Regions from separate parts of the Homo sapiens genome. Here region 2 is linked to region 1. Evidence: read pairs that join two places in POLR2A ChIA-PET (ENCODE). Cell type or tissue: Panc1. All regions are shown on one strand. Each heading gives the region's core, and the rest is flanking DNA. Links, peaks and the distances in the headings are about the cores only.

The links. ChIA-PET counts read pairs that join two places held together with the same protein. Peaks named below come from ENCODE experiments on the same cell type or tissue, not always from the same donor. Only the 100,000 strongest peaks of a DNase experiment are listed, where the experiment ranks them.
Region 2: POLR2A ChIA-PET joins it to region 1 with 6 read pairs; 1 of 35 experiments calls an interaction of 5 or more read pairs at or near these places.

Annotation. Positions count from the first base shown.
Region 1 is chr11:36,122,140-36,129,586 of GRCh38, forward strand. The region is part of intron 4 of LDLRAD3 (low density lipoprotein receptor class A domain containing 3); the gene reads left to right. Among named protein-coding and RNA genes, the nearest start is that of MIR3973, 120 kb to the left of the region's middle. RefSeq lists an enhancer at 1,721-1,890. In Panc1, for the core only: no CTCF peak of the experiment used is centred there; no DNase peak of the experiment used is centred there; H3K27ac peaks cover 284 bases.
Region 2 is chr11:34,412,402-34,419,848 of GRCh38, forward strand. No RefSeq gene overlaps it. Among named protein-coding and RNA genes, the nearest start is that of CAT, 23 kb to the right of the region's middle. In Panc1, for the core only: CTCF peaks have their summits at 4,990 (motif pointing right) and 5,190; no DNase peak of the experiment used is centred there; H3K27ac peaks cover 429 bases.

The DNA.
Region 1 (7,447 bases), core at 971-5,970:
ATGCACCTTAGGATTTTTACCTGAGGTTCTTAGTTTGGTTTGGGGGACCAAAGGAACAAGTAAACAAGCAGAAAATGATGAGGAAGGGCTGTGCTGTGTGCCCAAGCGAGGAAGCAAAAGGATGGGCATGAACAATTTGTAGATGCCATCCAGAACAGAGTGGTCAAGGATTTGGAGGCTCAGTGCAGGGGGAGAAGTGGGAAGGGCTTGTGCTGTACACATGAGGGTTAGGAACTGATGAAGCCACCTCCCCAAGCCTCAGATTTTCCATCTGAAAAATGGAAACAGGATTCATCTCCTTAATTGTGACTATCAAGTGTAATAACGTTGGTAAAGAGCTTAGCACAGGCTTGGCACATGGTAGGACTCCATAAATAGACACTGCAATTATTCGTTCTGTGGTTACTGCATGACGATGATGATAACAATAATAATTACTATTATTATTAAGCAGGAACTGTTTTAGGTGCTGGGAAACCAAAAGGAAAAAACTCCATCCCCAGCCCCTAGGAGCCTGTAGTCTAGTGAAGGAGATAAACTTGTGAACAGATAATTCCTATCTAACTGCTTGCTTCCTTTTCTATGCACTCATGGTACTGCCTGGTGTGATGGTTCATGCCTGTAATCCCAGCACTTTGGGAGGGCATGGCAGAAGGATTGCTTAAGCCCAGGAGTTCAATACCAACCTGGGCAACATAACGAGATCCTATCTCAATTTTTAAATAAATAAATAAAATAAAATTTCATACAAGGCTAGGAAAGTGACTCATGCCTGTAATAAATACCAGCACTTTGGGAAGCTGAGGTGGGAGGATTGTTTGAGCTAAGGAGTTTGAGACCAGCCTGGGCCACGCAGTGAGACCTTGTCTCTACAACAACAACAACAAAAATTTAAAAATCAGCCAGACATGATGGCACATGCCTGTAGTCCCGACTGCTTGGGAGGTTGAGGTGGGAGGATCACTTGAGCCCAGGAGGTCAAGGCTGCAATGAACTATGATGGCACCACTGCATTCCAGCCTGGGCGACAGAGCGAGACTCCGTCTCAAAATAATAATAATAATAATAATAATAAAAGTGTGGTACATAATAAGTATTCAGCAGATACTTTCAAATGAGTAACCATCAGTGCTTATTTTTAAATGTAATATGATGTGTGCAACACAAGAGTTGAACCCAGCCTAGAGCTCAGCTAATCGTAGCTCACCAAGCTTAGCTCCATTCTACAAGCTGGTGCAGGTTTGCCCTACCTGCTTTTCTTTCTCCTGGGAGCAATGTGCTGCCCCACAGCATGGTTTTCTCCTGGCAGTATTAGAAGTACAAAATCGCAAGCCCAGCTCTATAAGCATATTTTAAGCATCTGCTCATTTGTCCCATTGACCCCAAGGTAAGTCACATGACCAAGCCCAAGATCAGTGGGGCAGATAAATATATTCTATCTCCAGCCAGAGAGGCTGCAAGGTGGCATGGCCAAGTGCACGGGTGTGGAAAGGGTGAAGAATTGGAAACAGTTATGCCTCTTTCACAGTGAAGTTTGGAGGGGGAGTAGGCCCTAGCCACAAATGTCTGCCCCTTGGCCTGGCAGATGTCCTGTTTTCCAGGAGTCCAGCCAGGCTGTGGCACAGTGCCGACCCCCTGACTCTTGTCCGAGGGTCTGTGCCAACCACCCGGACTCCTAAAGTCCGGCTGTGGCTGTAGAGTTGAATATTGGCTGAAGCCAGGCTGCCTTTTATTGAGTCTGCCTCCGCCTCATTATTTACATAGACTGTAAAATAAAGCTTAACTCAAAATTACCGTAAGTCAGCGCATCCGAGTGAAGCCGGCAGCTGGACCTTCACAACTGAAAGCAGACTAAATAAAAGGGGGAGGATGAAAAAAGAAGAGCTGCAAATAAGATGTCAGGGAATGCTTAATTATATAAAGGTTATGCATTTGCCTGCATAATTGTCCAAAGCAACTGATGGCAACAGCTGGCAGAGAAGCTGGTCTTCAGCTCTATTTGTGTTTATCTGGTGCCTGTCACCGTAATAGCTACAAGAAGTATTGATCACAAATTAATTTGGCCTCATTCCTTCTCCTTTTTGTCTCTACCCTTATCAGTCTCACTTCCCCTACTAAAATAGGAAGGCTATTGAATACATGGAGAAAACTTGGAGTTTGTGGAGGCTGAGGCTACCAAGTATCATGGAAGCAATATACTATATGCCAGGCACTAGCATAGGTAGCATTTGTAACTGACTTTTTTAATAAAACAACCCTATAAGGTAGGTATTCTTATTCCTGTTTTACATATAAGGGTAGTGAGACCCAGAGAGATGAACTCATTTGACAAAAGTCACACAGCTTGGGGTAGCCTGGTGATTCCCTTAACCACGGCTCTCCCAACTGGGCTCTGCAAGGTGGGTATTTTGGGAGTTTTTTCACTGCACCTGGAGTGAAATCTGAACCCTTTACCACAGACTACATACCCTGTATGTTCTAACTGGTCTTCAAGCACATCTTCTCCTGGTATCCTCCACCTTGTCCGGCACGCTAGTCTCCTTTTCCTTTCTTTTTTTTTTTTTTTCTTGGAGACAGAGTCTCACTCTGTCGCCCAGGCTGGAGTGCAGTGGCATGATCTTGGCTCACTGCAACCTCTGCCACCTGGGTTCAAGCAATTCTCATGCCTCAGACTCCCGAGTAGCTGGGATTACAGGCTTGTGCCACCATGCCCAGCTAATTTTGGTATTTTTAGTAGAGACGGGGTTTCGCCATGTTGGTCAGGCTGGTCTTGATCTCCTGGCCTCAAGTGATCTGCCTGCCTTGACCTCCTCATTTCCATTTCTTAGACATGCCAAGCTCTTTCCTGTTTAAGGGTCTTTGCAGGTGCTGTTACCTCTGCCTAGAACTGTGTTCCTGCAAGGTCACCCGTTCTACCTTAGCTGTTTCCCTCCTCACCCTTAGTATTATTGTTCACAGTGTCCAGAGTGTTTGTTCCAGGGCAGTTATCATACTTATCAGTTGTGCCTTTATGATTGTGGGTCTGCACTCTGATCTGTGCATTCCATGTAAGCAGGGATCATACTTGTTTCATTCACTTATGTGTACCTAGATCCTGGTACACAGAGGCAGTAGAGTGCATTAGAGCATGGTCTCTGAAAGCAACTTCCCGGGTTCAAATTCCAGCTCTGCCACTTATTGTCGACTATGTGACTTTTAGGCGGATGACTTTCTCTTTCTGTCCTCGTTTTCTCTGCCTGTAAAATAGGAATAATGATATTGTTGTGTAGAATGAATTAAGACATAAAAATGCTTTGTACAGTGCCTAATACGCAGCAAGCAGTACATGTTTCACTGCTGTTAGTCATCATGATTAAAATCATTAGCACATAGTAGATAGTCAATGTTTGTTGAATGGATGAATGAATTTCTAATCGCAGAAGGGTAAACAGGCCTCAGCTGGTCGATGGGGTGAGTTTGTAAGCTCAGTGTGAGACTGCTCCATCTGAGATGACACGGTGATCAAAGGGTTGTTCTTTAAGGTGTGCTGATCTCCACTACTCGGCACCCAACTGCCCAAACAGTGCTGTAAGGTGAACAGATTTGGGAGACCACTTTTTGTGATTCCGTAAGTTATTTTGGTGGAGGTGGACAGAGTTTTGGTGGTGGAGAATGGTGTCTTCTTGCTCCTGCAGTGCACAAGATGTTTTCAAGCCACATGGAGGGTGTGGCTGGTAGGCTCTATGGTCCTGTTCCGTCCCCTCCCATAACCCCCTCAACCTGATCTGCTGCAAAAGGCTACCCCCCTTGGAAGGCAGCTGATAGAGAAGCTGTAGGCTTATGCTGGGACCCCACCAGGGACAAATGAGGCCGATTTGGAGACACTGTGGAACCAGGAAGTCAGTCTGCACATTGTGATCTGCGCCTGCGATGCTCCTCCCCACCCTTCACGTACAGTGCTGTTTGGAGGGCTCAGTCCTGCTTTCTGCTCTCCTCTTGCCTTTGGTTCTCCTTTGGCAGGATCCCGCAGGAAGCGTTAGAACCCCACCACTGCTCCCGATGCCTTGCTTCTGTCTGCTGCTGGTCCCCGCTGCCTGCACTGCCCGCCCCCTCATCACCTATCTCTGCTGGCCTCTCAAGGGCACTGCATTGTCCTTCAGTTCCTGGGCGTGAATCTGCTCATCAGGCACCATTTACCTTCTCCAGCCCTGTGCCCTGTTCCTAAATCAAGGCTTACACCCACCAAGAGCAGGGTTTCTTTTATCCCACTGTAATCACTCCTAATGTAATCAATATGCTCAGATCTCTTATTGGAGAGAGTAAGTTATCACCAAGACCCCTGCCAGCCCCATTTCAGCCAATTCCAGCATGCAGGGAAGAGGTTGAGGATTGGCCTTCGGTGTGGTCAGGGTCGGGAGGCTGGTCCCCAGAAGAAGCCAGTTGTTGGCTGTGCCTTTGGGGCAGCGGAGTCTGGAGCCCGGATCATCCATCAGGGCTATCAGCCTTGTTTGGGTTTTTCAGTGGAAGCTCATTCACGTATGCAATAATGGGATGCTGGGTGGTCTAAGTTGCCTTTTGATTTTTAGTCTCCGGGAACTCCAGTGTTCCTGGTGTTATTTGGTATGTCTGTGGCTTTAATTTCCTTTTTAATTTCTGTTGAAAGGAAGAAAGAACTCTGTGGAGTTATAATCTGCAGAGAACCTATGTTGTAAGACCAGTGGGTGTCCTGAATGGCTAAGTAATTAGAACATGCATAATCACCCAGAGTTAAACCCACTGCCGAGCAAGTGCATCCTGTGAACTCGACTGTGTAAACAAAATTGTGCAGAATCAGCCCAAAAGGAAAATTCAACAAATGTGAGCAGTGGTCATCCCTGGTGGTGGATTGTAGAGAATTTAATGTCTGGTTTTGCCCATTTTTCAGTTTTTTACACTGAGCACATTACTGTTGTGTTTTGAAAGAAAGACACGCATTAAAAAATAACCAACACCTGTATTCTTGTCAACACTTGATCTTGCAATCTTAATATAGAAGACTGCAAAAAAATGACTGTTAGAAGCTAAAGATACAGGTTTAAGGAATGTCTTTACTTTATTGTTTATATAATGAAATATTAATATAATAAAACTACAGATTTGCATATGGAATTGGGGTTAAACAGAGGTTTGAAGGATTATCAATTATGAATAGTTTATGGTGAAAGTTACACAATAAAACAGTACTGAGAGGAAGGTGTTTTTCACTTATATATTTGAATTTATATAGTACATGCTGTTTAATCCTGGCTGGTTCCTTAAATCTCACTTTGTCTCAGTTTCACCATCTGTAAAATTGGGGTACTAGCCTGTTAGGTTATTTTTAGGAAGATGTGATTAATATTTGTGAAATTCTTAGAACAGGATTGGAACATAGTAGGTACTCAAGAAATGCTTGATGCTGCTGGGTTAGTCTTATTGTTGTGATACAGAGGCTTTGACAACAGTTTTTGCTCCTACATCAGAAGTAACAGTAGGTAAAGCTATAATGTTAGTTAACCTGAGTAGACTTCTTACCATGTCTGAGCCACCATGCTAAGTTTTTTATTTAGGTTATGTCATTTGCTCCTCAAATCTGCTTCATATCAGTTTAGGATGTAAGGGCTCAGAGAGGTTAAGTGACCTGCCCAAGATCACACAGCTTGTAAGAATTTGATTCCAAAGCTCATGCTCTGAATCACTGTTTTATTACCTAGTATTGTATTTTTTGTTCTTCTGCAGGTACCCAAAATATGCACTTGCCTTTACTTTCCCTGGGTCAAAGGTCCACCAGTTGAGGTGTTTTAATGCCCTTCCAAAGATATATGTTGGGAATTTCTCCAGCTGTTTCCCCAAAGCAGCCTCCTCCTGGTGGATGTACACCGAGGAGGCAGGAGCTACCCCACACTCACTGATCTGAGGCATCAGGTGGCCGGGAGGTTCATAACTCAACTGTTGCGTATTGATGGCAGAGTTGTTTTTACATATATATATATATATATGTATATGACATGTAGGCAATTAAACTTAGAATGGGAACTGAAAGATGAAGAATTAATTCCCTGTTTGTTTGTAATACTGTGTGTAGGCAAACAATTAATCAGCATCTGTATAAATACCCTCCCCATAGGGGTCTGGCCCAGGGACAGGGAGCTCCTCTGCCTCCTGCTAGCTGGAGAATATTGGTCCATCTCACGCATTTAACCGCAATTTCTTCTGCCCAGCCTTGTGCTGGATGCTTCAACAAGTGAAGCTTACCAAACCACCATGCACAGATGCTCCCCCTGGGACTCGTGGGTAGAGATGCCAGAGGGTGCCATCATAAAGGACTGTAGAAGCCCGTGCACCTGGGAAATTGGACTTTATCTCGAGAGCAGTGGGGAGCCCAAAGGGCAGAACTACAATCCAGTTTTTAATCAGAAAAACCACTCTAGGCTGGGCACGGTGATTCATGCCTGTAATCCCAACACTTTGGGAGGCTGAAGTGGGTAGATTGCCTGAGGTCGGGACTTCAAGACCAGCTTGGGCAACATGGTGAAACCCCATCTCTACTAAAAATACAAAAATTAGCCTGGTGTGGTGATAGGCACCTGTAGTCTCAGCTACTCAGGTGGCTGAGTCAGGAGAATCGCTTGAACCCAGGAGGCTGAGGTTGCAGTGAGTGGAGATCACATTACTGCACTCCAGCCTGGGTAAGAGAGTGAGACTGTGTCTCAAGGAAAAAAAAAAAAAAGAGAGAAAAGAAAAATCACCCTAGCATCGGTGGAACAGTGATGGGCAGAGGCCAAGGTTAGTAGAGAGACACTGGCTGGGATGCTACCTTTGTAGTCTACATGAGGGATGGTGGTGGCTTTCCCTGTGAGATGGAGGGAAATGGACAAAGTCAAGAGATGTCAGGGAAGTAGAAGTACAGGTCTCAATACTAGATTTGATGTTTGGGGAGTAGAGAGGAATAATGATGAGGGAACCAGCCCCTGCCTCCAGCTCGAGAGATTTAATAGACCTTCCCAGATAGAAATGTCCCGGTCATTGTGTGGGAAGGTTAATTTAGAAGAGCATATGGCATTTGTTCTCTGCCTGCTTCTGAGAAGAACACTATTAGCCCTTTTCTAAGTCCTTTCTAAAACAAAAACAAAACCCAAAGGATTTGGCTTGCAACTGTCGATGGCAGAGGCTGCTGCAAGCAGGACTTGGTGTTTTGCTGATTCGAACATTGAGCAGAGGTATGTGGTCTGGGATTCCCTGTGAAATCAGCCCCAGAGCCTTCATCTCCAATAGCCTGTGCCAACCTAGAAGGCCAATATGAAAGTTGAACGAGGAACTAGGAATGGTCCTGTCCCAGAGTCCCTTCAGAGGAGGTGAGCCAGTATCAAATCCGACCTTGCTGGGACCCCAAGGGATGTTCTGCACTCAGATTTTATAAATCGTCCTTTGTGCCAGGTCCCTTCCCGGG
Region 2 (7,447 bases), core at 1,642-6,641, 1.7 Mb before region 1:
GATAATAAAATGTTATGGGTCAATCACTGTGGCTCACACCTGTAATACCAGCACTTTGGGAGGCCAAGGCTGGCAGATCCCTTGAGCCCAGGAGTTCGAGACCAGCCTGGGCAACATGGTGAAACCCTGTTTCTGAAAAAAAAAGTAATAATAATAATTAAAAAAAGATTAGCCAGGCATGATGGAGCATCTATAGTCCCAGCTACTCTGGGAGCTGAGATGGGAGGATTGCTTGAGCCTGGGAGGTTGAGGCTGAAGTGATTGTACCCCTGCACTCCAGCCTGGGTGACAGAGTAATACCCTGTCTCAAACAAACAAACAAAAGAGTTATGATTACTTTAAGGTGAAACTTCCATCTTAATGTGGTATTTGTGTTTTTGCTCTTCTCCCATTCAGCGTCTGGTGCAGACAAGAACATGCCATCTGGGAAGGAAAGACATCATGAGCTCCTCTCTTTCTTCTTCCTTTATCCATCCATTGCTCTTGCCTTCCCCACCTGTGTTAAAGCAAGAGGAGGGAGAAAGGAAATGGGGATTGGAAAATTCTTGACCAGAACTATTAAAAGATTGTTCTGGGCTCTCTGGACCTGACAGGTATTTAAGAACAAATCTTTCTCTCATGAGCACTTTTACAGGCTCTTTGAGGATTTCTCTACTAATTCTGTTTGATTTTTGCTCCCTTGACATAGCTATTCCAGATCCCTATTTAATCCCTTGGATTCATGCACCTCTGTCCTATGGTTGGAGGTGAGTCCATTGCTTCCCAGACATAGCCTCTACTCTGCTGTCCCAGGCTACTTTAGCTTTCTCATATGTGAGTCAGACATCTATGAACTTTAGAAATCAGACATCAAATTCTCTGCATGGTTTCACTGACATCTCTTTCATAGGCTTTATTTGTTCTTTATTGCATTCCTCTCCAAGGGTTCACTCTTTTCCTTGCTATAGTATGTCTTTGAGTAGTTCTTTTATCAAGCATCAGTGGAGTTTTGTAGGTTTTAAATGTCTATATTATGTAAGTGCTCTTGAATGATTTTTAGCTGGGTATAAAATTACATTTTATTAGTAATTTCTTTTTAGCACTTTGAAGACCTTACTTCATTGTCTTTTGGCATGTATTGCTGGGAAAGGGGAGTCTGCTATAAGTATAATTTTTACTTTCTAAGATTTTTGTCCTTTTTTTCTGTTAGCTTTTATGATTTTTTTTTATCCTTTCGTTCCATAACTGTGCTACCTTTGCTTTGTCAAGCTAGGTTTTATTTCACTTATCCTTTCTATCATTTAATAGGCACTTAAAAAATCTGACATTTTTCTTCAATTCTTAATCCTTTACCAGTCTTTCAATATTGTTCTATTCTTTTGGAGAGCCTCATATATTATACATTTAGTAAAATCCTTTAATCTAATCTCTATTTCTCTTCATTTCTCATTCATATTTTAATATCTTTATTGGTCTGTATTTATCATCAAATTTTTGTGCTAGTTTCCAGTATTCACTAATTCAGTTTTTTATTTTGCCCAGGCCAGAGTACAGGCCATCCTTGGTTTGCATGATGCTATGTTAACTGAAACCTATGCATATCAGAACCCTGTCCTCAGTTATCACAGAATCATGCAAAGTGAAGACATGGTTGCATGAGGTTTGGCTAGCACAACACTGTGCAAAGTGAGGACCACCTGTATATCCAATTCATAAAATGTTTGTATTTCTATGACTATATTTTTCATTTACAGAATTTTCAATTGGTTATTTTTCATGTCCATTGGTTCTTAATCTAATCTGCCTTTTCCCTACTTTTTTTGTTGATTGTAAAGCATGCTATTGCTTCACTTATTTTCTTGAAGTTCTTAAATGTACATACTTAAAGTGATTTTTTGAGTGCAGTTTACAATTGTATTTTTTTTTTTTTTTTGAGACAGAGACTTGCTCTGTCACCCAGGCTGGAGTGCAGTGGTGCGATCTCGGCTCACTGTGACAAACACCTCCTGGGTTCAAGTGATTCTCCTGCCTCAGCCTCCCGAGTAGCTGGGATTACAGGCACACACCACCACGCCCAGCTAATTTTTGTATTCTTAGTAGAGACAGAGTTTCATCATGTTTGCCAGGCTGGTCTTGAATCTTGACCTCATGATCTGCCCACCTTGGCCTCTCAAAGTGCTTGGATTACAGGCGTGAGCCACCATGCCTGGCCTACAATTGTATTTTGAGAGCCATGAATTAATTTCTCCATAATTAAGTTTGTTGGCTGGCTCTTTGTGTTCATTCTCTTTCCTTGCTCTGAAATTTTTATTCACATTTTTATCTTGAGTGGAAATTTCTTGTCTTCTTCGCTATGCTAATTCTATCCTGTTTGGCATTTTCGAAGTTATCTTCCACTAATCTCAGGACCTGCAATCTAGAACTAGGTGTACAGTTGGAAATTTAGGGTTCCTGTCCTGCAACGGTAGTAGAGACAACAGATCCACTCATTCAGCTGTCAGGGAGCTTGTCAGCTTCTGTCCACATGGCATTCTCTGTCTCCAGCCACCACATATACACAGTTAACGATGCCCCCTTTCCCTGTGGGCAAGTTCTGCCTCAGCTCCTATTTCACAGTGTGACATTGGATATGATTCTCTTTTATGCATGGGGATGATTTTAGTTCCTGTCATCCAGCTCTCCCCTTCCCCTGAAAGAAGAACACCCAAAGTATTATCAAGTGACTCGATCTAACCTCAACATACAGATTCTTCAGCGGCGTTCAGTTCTCTCAGTTGGACATGAATGTTGCTCTTGTTGCTCTACATGGTTGGATGAATTACTGCTGAATGATGTTTGATTATCCCAATATAGAATGATAGAAAAGGAAAGAGTAACTACAATAAAAATAATTTAAACTCATTTGGAAAAAGGGAATATAGGAAACATTACACAGTGGCCACCATTTTATAGCACATAATCTTAATGAAGAGGAGTAATAAGATTCCCTTTTCTTGCCAGAAATGTTAGCTCTGGGGTCAGCCAATCTAGTTTACTTAAGGCGTATTTACAGGAGGGCATACCTTGTTGATTGACAAATGTGGCCACGTCTAAAAAGGGATTTGGGGAGAAAGCTATCATGGGGGCTGTAACAATTACAAGTCTGTTTCATAATTCATTGGTTTAGGAGTCGATGGATTGCCTTAATGGACAAATAATCATGGGTTCTTGTAGTTTGCCAAGCATGAGTTTCTCTAGAAATATACATTTCTTAAAACAAAATGAATTTCAACCTATTTCTGTTTACTGAACTCCAGTGCCAAATAACCAATGACTAGTTAATCATTGACTCTATAATCCAGCCTGAAACTTTCTCTCTCCTAAAAATAGGACAGGGCTTTGTCCATTGTCCAGCCCTCAGTTGAACTTGGATTCTGCCTCCACATTCTATTACATGCCGAAAAGGGTGAGCTTTCCGAGGCAAAGAGGTATCTTCTTCAGTCTGTACTTTCACAAGGACCAGTTCCAACTTAAGCTTTTCTATTTCTTATTGAAATAACCAAGGTTAGACGATCCATTCTAACATCCTGTGTGTTTCCTATCAAAAATAGTAGTAGTGTAGTTTAGGTGGGTTGAATGTATTCCACATCACCTCAGTTCAGCTAATTCTACATCTTAGAACCTGTCATTTAAAAATGCCCTACTTCTGGGCATTTCTGTATCACTTGAGACTTTTACAGTTGCAAGTGACCAGAAGTCCCAGCTCAAATTAGCTTAAAGAAGAAAATGCACTGGATAATATAAATAATAAATCCAGGCTGAATATCTAGGTAGATAGGATGAAACTAGACTGAGGACTGAAAACACATCATCAGCATGTCTTAGTTTCTTCCCAGCTCTTGGCTTTATTTTGCATTTCCCCATGTGTTAGTTTTATTCTCAGATTCTATGTGGCAATAAAATGGCTACAGCTGTTCTGGCCTTGCATCCTCTCAGATTCAAGTCTGTTGAGAAAGTCTGTTTTCCTTTTTTCTTTTTCTTTCTTTCTTTTTTTTTTTTTTTGAGATGGAGTCTGTCTCACTCTGTTGCCCAGCCTGGAGTGCAGTGGCGCAATCTTGGCTCACTGCAACCTCCGCCTCCCAGGTTCAAGCAATTCTCCCACCTCAGCCTCCCAAGTAGCCGGGATTACAGGTGCCCGCCACTATGCCCAGCTAATTTTTGTATTTTTAGTAGAGACGGAGCTTCACCATGTTAGCCAGGCTGGTTTCGAACTCCTGACCTCAGGTGATCCACCTGCCTCAGCCTCCCAAAGTGCTGAGATTACAGGCTTGAGCCACCTTGCCCAGCCAGAAAGTCTGTTTTCTCATGAAAAGTTACACAAAAGTCCTGTAATTGAGCCTCTCTGTTTCTGATTGGACTGGGTTAGATCACGTGTCTATCTGTAAATGTATTGCTATGGCAGGAGCAACAGAATGCACCCATTAGCTTAGGTTTCATTCTGACTTGGTGCAGATAGACTTCAAGTGTAAATAAAAGGTAGAGTAGAGGAGGGAATAACTCTACAAAGCAAAATTAGGATGATATTACAAAATGTAGAGTGCATAGAGTTGCAAAACCAGCAACTGTCTATTGCATCACTGGATAGAGAGAACCTTAATGCCAGAGCAAGTAAAGGGAACACATGTGGACATAAAAAATACCATTCTGTCTCAGATCGATCATATTACTACTCAGTTTCACCACGAGGCACTTATGAGGGGAGGGAGCATATGGCAGTTGTTCTTTTTCTTGTCAGTCTCTGTTTATGTATAATAACCAAGAAATTCTTAATATCTTCCTTATAGTTCCTTGTTGGAGCTATCATTCTTAAATGTATCGAAATCTTTCTTGTATATTCTTACATTTTGCCAGTATAAATTTTATGACTTTGTAGACTGTGAATCTGAACTCCTTTTATCTTCTATCCTTTTATCTGTCTATAGAGGGGATCTGAATTCCAACAGAAACAAATAAATGCCAATTAGCCTCTAGGGGGCTCTTTCTATGGCCAGTATGGTGTTTTTCTAGTAATTAGAGAAAACTGGTACTAGGAATATTAAAAATTTAATCCCTAAATCTAGAGCAAACAACTTCAACATTCTCTTCCATTGTTATTTTAATATCAGCTCATTAGAAAACAAAAGTAAAGAAGTCACCAACATTGTATCAGAGCAAATAAAATGTTGGGACAGTTACCCACATATGAGCAAGATGAGGAAGAAAATACCATAGCAATGATGCAAAAATATGGCAAATAATTGTTAGAAATAAATGCAAAAAACAGACCAAGAGTCCAGCTCAGAAATAAAATACTATTCTGTCTTTTGGTTCCTTCCTTATCCTGGGGAGGAGATGCATTAGTAAAAGATTGTTTGACGACTTACCTGGAGAAAGTGGTCTGGGCTAAGACTATGACACTTTTATCAAATAGTGAAAGAAACATGGGCTTTGGCATAGGGGTGACATGCTTTAGAATGTTGAGACTCATTCAATAGCAGGAAAGTCACCTAATCATCGCTGAGCCTCAGTTACATCATCTACTCCTTCCCAGGAGTGTTTTGAGGATTAAATGAGGTATGGTGTCTATGGTGAATACTTGGTACCAGTCCATCTGTTTCTCCTGGTGAAAACATCAGGAAAAAGTTGCCCAATTTAAAAAATTTATCAGTTAGAAAAGATAATCTACCAAAACATCTAGAAATTCCTCCTTCTACCCAGTACTCAGCATTTGAAGCAATGAGGCAAAGAATCAAAATAGAGCTAATGGGGACTATACGAAGCCATTTAGTCTACTTTATGATCTAAAGGTACCTATTTCATTGCCTATTATTTCTCAGTAGCCTATTTCTCAGATCATTGTTTTGAAAGCTGGTTTTATGTTTATGGCACCAATTCTTGCTTCTTTTTGCTCAGCCAGATCCTCTGCACATAAAACTAGTAGACTGTGAAACGAGCTGCCTCAAGCAGGACCAGCTAGTGGCAGCATGCAGAAGGAAGTAAGAGGTGGAGGGAGAGTGGGGAGAGAACTACTGGATGCCTGACTTTTAAGGCTGGGACAATTGACATTTGGCCAGTATGGTAGCCTGTGGATTAATCAGAATGGAGTGTTGTTCACAAGGGAGGAGAGTTTTGCAATTCCATTTCTAGGAATTTGTCTTACAGGAAGACTTACAGCAGTATACAAAGTTGTCCCTGCAAGGATGTTCAGGGCAGTATTGTTTGTAAAAGTGAAAACTAGAGAAAACCTATATGTCTGTTAATAATGGAAAGGTTAAGTAAATAGGATGTGTTCACACTGTAGAATGTTATGTGGCAACTCAAAAGAACAAGGTGGAGCTATACATATTAATAATAAACAGGCTGGGCACAGTGGCTCACACCTGTAATCCCAGCACTTTGGGAGGCCGAGGTGGGTGGCTCACGAGGTCAGGAGATCAGGACCATCCTGGCCAACATGGTGAAACCCCGTCTCTACTAAAATTACAAAAATTAGCCAGGCATGGTGGCAGGTGCCTGTAGTCCCAGCTGCTGGGGAGGCTGAGGCAGGAGAATTGCTTGAACCCGGGAGGTGGAAGTTGCAGCGAGCTGAGATCGTGCCACTGCACTCCAGCCTGGGCGACAGAGTGAAACTCCATCTCAGAAAAAAAAAAAAAAAAAAAAAAAGAGAGAGAGAGAGAGAGGGAGAGGAAGAGGAAGAGAAAAAGACAGAAAGAGAGAGGAGTTTGGGGGTGAGAGTGGGTAATAGGAAGCAAGTTTTTGTACATTTATATTTTGTTGTATTCTATTTTACAAGAAGCATATTTACCTATAAAAACAAAAGTAAATAAAAAGCCCCATGGTTAAAAGACACATTTATTTATAACTCTTAAAGTTCAAAGAAATTAGAAGAGTTCCTCCTCCTCCAGTTTGTTACGTAGCGGGTCTTCTCACCACATCATAATCCTGGGACACAGGTTACAGGAATGCTGCTCAGCAAGTGGACACCAGCTATTCTGTTAATCTTTGGCAATGGCTTTCCAACAGGAGAGATGTACCCTTGAATGGTGTAATTATTAAGTTTATTGGAGAGGCTGCTTTCTTCATCTTGTTTTGGAATCACTTAATTGAAGAATGATTTATTCAATTGATGTATAAATCCCTTTTCTCTGAACTAGGGAAATTGCCATCTCAAAACAGAGCCAGTGGTCATCTTTCAGGAAGATTTGAGGCTTGCCCTCACTCTCAGCCTATTCACAGGGCCCTAGGTCTAATAGCCAGTATATAAAACAATCTCATAGCCTATAATATCATGAAATTCACAGTTCTTACCCCCAGATGTCTCATAGATGTGTGATTAGGGACCTATTTCAACTCCCACTCCAATCCCCAACACACAGAATCTGGAGAAATGACGCTTGAAGTCTGACTTCCCAGATTCTTTAGAACAAGACACCTGTATAGTTTTCAGATT